3 separate regions of the Homo sapiens genome follow, and regions 2 and 3 are each linked to region 1. A link is a loop called in an ENCODE intact Hi-C map of the cell type or tissue named here. Cell type or tissue: GM12878. All regions are shown on one strand.

What was found. Peaks named below come from ENCODE experiments on the same cell type or tissue, not always from the same donor. Only the 100,000 strongest peaks of a DNase experiment are listed, where the experiment ranks them.
Region 2: a loop joins it to region 1, with 6 times the contacts of the local background. A loop is called at or near these places in 1 of 110 quality-filtered maps.
Region 3: a loop joins it to region 1, with 5 times the contacts of the local background. A loop is called at or near these places in 1 of 110 quality-filtered maps.

The regions. Positions count from the first base shown.
Region 1 is chr20:54,982,442-54,984,941 of GRCh38, reverse strand. No RefSeq gene overlaps it. Among named protein-coding and RNA genes, the nearest start is that of LINC01440, 440 kb to the left of the region's middle. In GM12878, no CTCF peak of the experiment used is centred here; a DNase peak (open chromatin) is centred at 1,361.
Region 2 is chr20:55,116,579-55,119,078 of GRCh38, reverse strand. No RefSeq gene overlaps it. Among named protein-coding and RNA genes, the nearest start is that of LINC01440, 310 kb to the left of the region's middle. In GM12878, no CTCF peak of the experiment used is centred here; DNase peaks (open chromatin) are centred at 1,248, 1,508 and 2,188.
Region 3 is chr20:55,057,015-55,059,514 of GRCh38, reverse strand. No RefSeq gene overlaps it. Among named protein-coding and RNA genes, the nearest start is that of LINC01440, 360 kb to the left of the region's middle. In GM12878, a CTCF peak has its summit at 1,529; no DNase peak of the experiment used is centred here.

The sequences.
Region 1 (2,500 bases):
GCCATTCTTGAGAATTGCCCTCAGCTGATGGGAGCCACCTCCACTGACTTATACTGAAGGAAGGCTCACTGGCTTCAAAGTGGGACAACTGTTTGATTAAATATATGCACCAGATCTCCCCTATGGGATTAGGCTGAGGCTAGGTGACCAACAGTTCTGGTTTTCCTAAAAGTGCCCCAGTTTTAGTACTAAAAATTTTGGGAAACCCTTTAGGCATAGGTAAAATGGGAGGGTTGATCACTCTAGAACTGACTCCATGTCCTTCTTATCAGCTTCTTCCCCTGCACTGTCCCACATCTCTCAGTTCTCTTCAGAACCTCCCCCACCCCCCATAAAGCATTTGCACAAGAAAACTGATCTCCAGCTCTGCATCTGAAAACCCTCACCTCAGACACCTGTTTACTCTGTGCCAGGGTCACTTTGAGGTGCTCAGCAAGACAGGCAAGGTTACCGCCATTAGAGAACTTACATTGTATTGATAAAATAGTTTTAGATAGATGCTCCATAAAGAAAAATAAACAAGTGAACCACATTAAGTAGAGTGGTCAGGGATGGACTTCTTGGGGAATAACAACTGAGCTTTGACCACAATGTTGAGAGGCATCCAGCCATGTGAAGACCTAGGGGAAGAGTGCTTCAGGCAGAGACAGCAGCAGAAGCAAAGGTCCTGGGGCCGAATGTGCCTTGTTTGCATTAGTGGGGAATCCTCCTTTTCCATTTCTGATGTTCCTTCATTGGTATAACTTCTGGCATCCCTCTATCCCCAAGTCTCTTTGCTTGAGAATAAGTGCAGAGACATCTGAGTGGTAAATTTAGGCAGAATAATTGTGAGAGAAGAGAGACCCCCTCTCATATTGTTTTATATTCAGTAAAAACAACAAGGAAGTAAAACCAAAGACAGGCAGCCCGGCGCCAGGCCTGAAACCAGGCCCGGGCCTGCCTGGCCTAAACCCAGTAGTTAAAAATCAACTTATGATTTAGAAGCTGATGTTATTCATAGATTCCAGACATTGTATAGAAGAACATTATGAAACTCCCTGCCGTGTTCTGTTTCTCTCTGACCACCGGTGCATGCAGCCCCTGTCACGTATCCCTTGCTTGCTCAAATCAATCACGACCTTTTCATGTGAAATCTTTAGTGTTGTGAGCCCTTAAAAGGGACAGAAATTGTGCACTCGGGGAGCTCGGATTTTAAGGCAGCAGCTTGCCGATGCTCCCAGTTGAATAAAGCCCTTCCTTCTACAACTCAGTGTCTGAGAGGTTTTATCTGCGGCTCATCCTGCTACAACTGTTCATGTTTAACTGATTTGCATCCTTTGTCTCAGGACCCAGCTCCATGCCCTAAGGGAGTAGCCTCTAGTTCTGCTTCTTCAGAGACAGCTCTGCCCTCTTAGGGAAGGAGAAGAAGGAGCCCTGCCCTGATATGCTGGTTTTGTCTACCCAACCATGAGATTTAGAACTAATAAGCTTTCTTGTCTGAATAAGCCTCAAGCAAGTCTTCCAAATCAGCCTCTGTAGGAATCAAGGTGATATTTTGACCTTTAGCTATCACTCCGTCATTTCATTTTGTCCTCAATTTGTTTATAACCTAGGTGGGCAAGGGTGTGCTGTTTCTCAGAGGCCATATTAACACTTAATTTACTTTATTGAAGATTATTCAAGGTGGTCGCTTAGACAAGAGAAATGGTCATAGTGAATCTCTCAGTTGAAAATGAGATAAATAAGGGAGCTATTTTTTAGAATAGTATCAACAAGTTTGCTTCCATTAAATCCAGGAAATTAAAATTGTAATAAATTCTGTTGTTAGTATAAGATATCTGAGCCTATATTAATGTTATCCGTTTTAATACACCCACTTTTCAATTATTCAATATATTTTCCACAACTTCAATGTTTCAGAAAAAAAAAATAACGATTAAAAACTACATTGGCAGGGCACAGTGGCTCACGTCTGTAATCCCAGAGAGACCGAGGCGGGCGGATCACCTGAGGTCAGGAGTTCGAGACCAGCCTGGCTAACATGGTGAACCCTGTCTCTAGTAAAACTACAAAAAATTAGCCGGGCGTGGTGGCAGGCATTTGTAATCCCAGCTACTCAGGAAACTGAGGCAGGAGAATCCCTTGAACTGGGGAGGTGGAGGTTGCAGTGAGCCAAGATTACATCATTGCACTCCACCCTGGACGACAAGAGCGAAACTCCATCTCAAAAAAATAAATAAATAAATAAAAAATTAAAACCTGAATATGGGTACATGTAATTCCCTTCACCTCAAGATCCACTGTGGCTACACAGAACACTGATCTGTATTTAAAATGTTGGTAGGTTGTCCATCATAGATATTTTTGCATTGATACTTATTTTTTTAATACTATATTAAATGTGATTTCTCTTGATTACTATGTTTTTGTGTCCCCTTAAATTTTGTGCCTGTGGTGAGTGCCTTACCAGGGCACGAAACTTAAGGTGGGAGGTGGGGTGAGGGAGAAAATGTAAAGTGAT
Region 2 (2,500 bases), 130 kb before region 1:
ACTTCAGGACTCAGTTCCTCAATTTCTGGCATTGAGTTTACTTCACTAAAGGATCAAGGAAGGTTTTCTGGAGAATGCATAGAAATTGATTCCTAAACATAGATGCATCTGTGTTTTCCCTCATTGTACTGCAGAAATATAATAAATGGACAACTTTTTTTGCCTAGTGCTTAATTTCATATGCCAGTGTTTTTTATTTTCTTTTGCATTCTATTCTTTCAGTGCCTTTTAAAATTTTGACAATGAGTGTATGCTAGCTTAATGACCAAGAGAATAGGCTCTATATGTCATGTGTGTGTGCTTATGGGTTGTGTGTATATGTGCATGTGTGTGGGTGTGTGTACTCTCCAGAATACTTATTTATATGTACACATATATGTTTTATTTATATTAATCTCCTGCTACCTGTCACTTTTTCTCTCTCATTTACCTATCATCTGTCTCTCTTATCTATCATCTATCTCTCTTATCTATCTATCTATCTGTGAGCTGCAGAAGATCAACATACACACATACACATGAGCAGACACTCTTTATGTTTGCTGTGCTAGAGTCTATATTTGTGGCCACTGTTGTTGGTTACAAAATTGGTATGTATTTCCTTATAATCCTAAGTAAAATCTCTTGAGTTTGGGGGGTTTTGTTTTTGCTTTTTGTTTGTTTGCATGTTTGCATGTTCTTTGAAAGAACACTTCTTTGTGTTCTAAGGATATTTTTTAAAAATTCAATTATTTCTGAAACGCTGGTTGGGGAATACTACTGGGTAATTAATAACAACATGTACATAGACAAACACTGGAATCTAATTTATTCAGTAATGTGACTTGAAATTGGTAGCTAATTTTGACTACATTAGGTGCACTTCTGTATTCACAATTCTAACCCGAAAACTTAGTTGGAAGGCATTACATTTTTATTAATTCAAGAAAACAAGCTTTGCATTTGTCTTCTTACTAGCTGAAACACCGGGCACAGTGGCTCACACCTATAATCCCAGCACTTTGGGAGGCTGAGGCAGGCGGAACACGAGGTCAGGAGTTCGAGAACAGCCTGGCCAACATGGTGAAACCCCATCTCTACTAAAAATACGAAAATTACCTGGGCATGATGGTGAGGGAAGAGAGAGACCCTCTCATATGGTTTTATATTGTTTTATGCTCAGTACCTGTTTTAAGAAAAAAAAAAAAAAAAACAAGGAAGTGAAATCAAAGACAGGCAGCCCAGTGCCAGGGCCAAAACCAGGCCTGGGCCTGCCTGGCCTAAACCTAGTGGTTAAAAATCAACTCATAACTTAGAAACTGGTGTTATTCATAGATTCCAGACATTGTATAGAAGAACATTGTGAAACTCCCTGCCCTGTTCTGTTTCACTCTGACCACCGGTGCATGCAGCCCCTGTCACGTACCCACTGCTTGCTCAAATCAATCACGACCCTTTCATGTGAAATCTTTAGTGTTGTGAGCTCTTAAAAGGAACAGAAATTGTACACTCAGGTAGCTCGGATTTTAAGGCAGTAGCTTGCCCATGCTCCCAGCTGAATAAAGCCCTTCCTTCTACAACTCCATGTCTGAGAGGATTTGTCTGCCACTCATCCTGCTACAATGGCACCTGCCTGTAATCCCAGCTACTCAGGAGGCTGAGGCAGGAGAATTGCTTGAACCTGGGAGGTGGAGGTTACAGCGAGCTGAGATCACGCCACTGCACTCCAGCCTGGGTGGCAGAGTGAGACTCCATCTCAAAAAAAAAAAAAAAAAAAAAAAAATTAAAAAAATAAAGTTCCCAAACTATGGAGTCACTCTATGTTGTTTTTTTTTTCCTTGAAAAATAAACCGAAAAGTTCAGAAACAACAACAACAAAAAATGATGGGAAGGCAAATTGTAACCTTGAGCTCTATGTATTAAAACTACATTTGACATTTTGTCTTAGTCTATGAAGATAAAGTGGAGGTAGTATTCATTCCATTAGTTGAAGGTTTCTCGGCTTCCACAGCTCTCTGTTTAAACAATCAAAAATGTATTTAGATGTTGTCAAATGTCTCATGAATAGGAGCATAAGATCACTTTCAGCTGAGAACCACAGAGTTAGCCCATCAGTCAGTCTCTAAACATTTTGAGATCTTACTTTGCATCCATCATTGTACTGAGTGCAGAAGACAGAGCAAATAAAATGCAGCCTTGGCTTCAAGAAGCTCGACTTCTAGAGACATGAAAAACAATCAAAGAATGAGTGTGGCATTGTGTTTGCATCATTAAAGAATCACGGAAGGTTTTCTAGAGAATGCAAATGAATTGAGTCCTGAAGTATGACTAATATTTAACTTGTATACTCATCTTCATAAAGCCATCTAAAGGAGTGTAGAAAGGCAAGGTTCAATGAATGATCGAGGTGTGTTAGGAGAACAGGGCGCTGAATGTTAAAATGGAGCAAGCCATGTTGGAAATTGAGATTGGACAATTTCATTCACAAAGAAATTACTCTAAAACCAATAGTAAGTGCATA
Region 3 (2,500 bases), 75 kb before region 1:
AACCCCGTCTCTACTAAAAAAATACAAAAATTAGCTGGGCATGGTGGTGCACACCTGTAGTCCCAGCTACTCAGGAGGCTGAGGCAGGAGAATTGCTTGAACCCAGGAGGTGGAGGTTGCAGTGAGTTGAGATCGCACCACTGCACTCCATCCTGGCGACAGAGAGAGACTCCGTCTCAAAAAAAAAAAAAAATAATAATATTTTTAGGCAAAAACTTAGATCCTTCAAGACCTAAAGCCACAGTGGTCCTCTTGCCTTCAAAATTCTTTCCTATCTTCCAATGTCATCTCCTGCTTCTCCCTCTCAATCTCTATGCCAGGGGTCAGCAAATTCTGTCTGCCACCTGGTTTTATAAATAAAGTTTTATTGTAGCACAGTCATACTTATTTGTTTACACATCGCATATGGCTGTTTTCATGCTTCAACAGTAGGGTTGGATAGCAGATACCATATGGCTTACAAGGCCATGAACATTTATAAACTTTCTTAACTCCTTCTCTAAGCTCTTACCAAATGTGTTTTTTGAACTTCTAGCCACAGCCCTTCTGAGAATCCTTTCCCCTAAAATACACTTCCTCCTAGCGTGCTGTATAGCTAATTTCTCCCTATCTTTCAGGTTAATTTTTTAACATCTCTATCTTTTCCAAATTACATCTTACGTGTCATTTGCCTCAAAGCCCTTGCCATAATTTATATTTTTAATTGATTGTTTTGCTTCTCATCTAGAATATGTTATCCTTAATTTTATTTCCAATCCCAGCTACATATTTAGCATATAGGCTGCTTATCAAATATATGTTGAATCAAGGCTAAGTACAGTGCAAGGACTCAATAAAGAGTTAGGGGTGAAAGCCTTGGATGATACAGTAGCTCTCCAATAAATATGTACTGAATGAAAGGAGGACAGAAAAAAGCAATAAGAGGAAAATTTGCTCCATGATAAATATAATAGCTGTGTCTTTATCTACGAATGTAAACATTTTCCCCAGACAATGGAGCATAAGAGCTTGGAGTCCCAGTTTCCTTTTCTGGCACTATCACTTGCTGTCTGACTCTAGACTGGCCTCTGAAGTCGTTCCTGTTTCAGAATTTACATCTATAAAAAGAGAAGTTTGAAATAGAAGATTCAAAGTCCCTATGATTTTTAATATTTGATGATTCAATAAAAACTCAACATGATTTTTATAGGCTAGTTTTTAAGCACAATGCAGTAGACAGTTCTTGTTCTTGGCTGTCCCATTTGTTTGAGACTTGATTTTCCTGTGGGGTACCATGTAAGTCCTGTGAGTTAACCTTATTATGCTCTAGCTCTGGCTGTGGGTACATGAAATACATTTGATTCATCAAAGGGTTCCATGACTTGAGCATATTAATTGGGTATTTTATGTGTTTAACACTCAAGATAGGCCAATGAGACTTAATTCTAGGACTTCAGATAAAATAATCAAAAAGAGAACTCACTTTCTGTTGGCATTATGAACTGTAAAATAATACAAATCTGTCGCTGCAGGAAGCCACCATGTGGAGAGAGCTGGGCGATGCAGGAGGCCAAAAAATAGAGTGGCTAAGTTAAGAGACAGCAAGGGAAACACATTATCTAAAAATCCTAAAATCCTCTGGAACCAGCCATCCCTGAAGCATAAAACACATTGGACTGTTAGTCATGATGAATTTAGTTTCTTTTACTTTAAGCCAGAGTCCTGGACAACACAATCAGATTATTTCTGCTTTCATGCACTCAAGGATGCATGATGTTTACATCTTTACTCCCTGTTCGTCTCTTCTCCTCCCATTCTCGTTGACAATTCCACATCTCTGACATCTGATCACCAGCAAAAGCTTCAACCAATGGAAGATATAAAACTGGACATAGAAAGAGATAGTTCCTCATTCTAAGAATTTGGATATTTATCAACGGTGATTATCTTGTGTAAATCATTAGAAATAATTGAGTTGCTAGGAAGAAACTTACTATCACTGTGCCACCAATGTCTCATGAAAATGAGATGGCTCTAGCTCCATTAGGTTTAAGCTGAGATAAAAAGTAGCCTAGGATGTTTACCTTTCTAACTTTAAAGAGACCCAGTGGAGAGAAATCAAATCACACTGTGATTATTGAACATTTCAAGCACTGGAAACCACAGGCTTGCTGAGCTCCGAATGTTCTGCGTTGAAAACTTATCAACACTTAACTAGTAGAAGTAGAGACTGACATACAATTAAATTTAGACTTCCTGGTCATGATATGGAAAAGCAGGGATCTCATGAGACCTTTCTTTGTATAGTTCAAATTTTACACATTTTTTCATCTCATAATTTTCTCATAATTTTCTGAGTTAAAGAATAATAACCTCATTATACAGATATGACACACATAAGGTTAAGTGGCTTGTAGAAGAGCAGCAATTCTTAATATCTTGTTAAATATTAAGAATATCATCTGAAGTTTAAAAATTAGATTAAGATTATGAAAAACTTGATAAAACCTGTGGATATTCT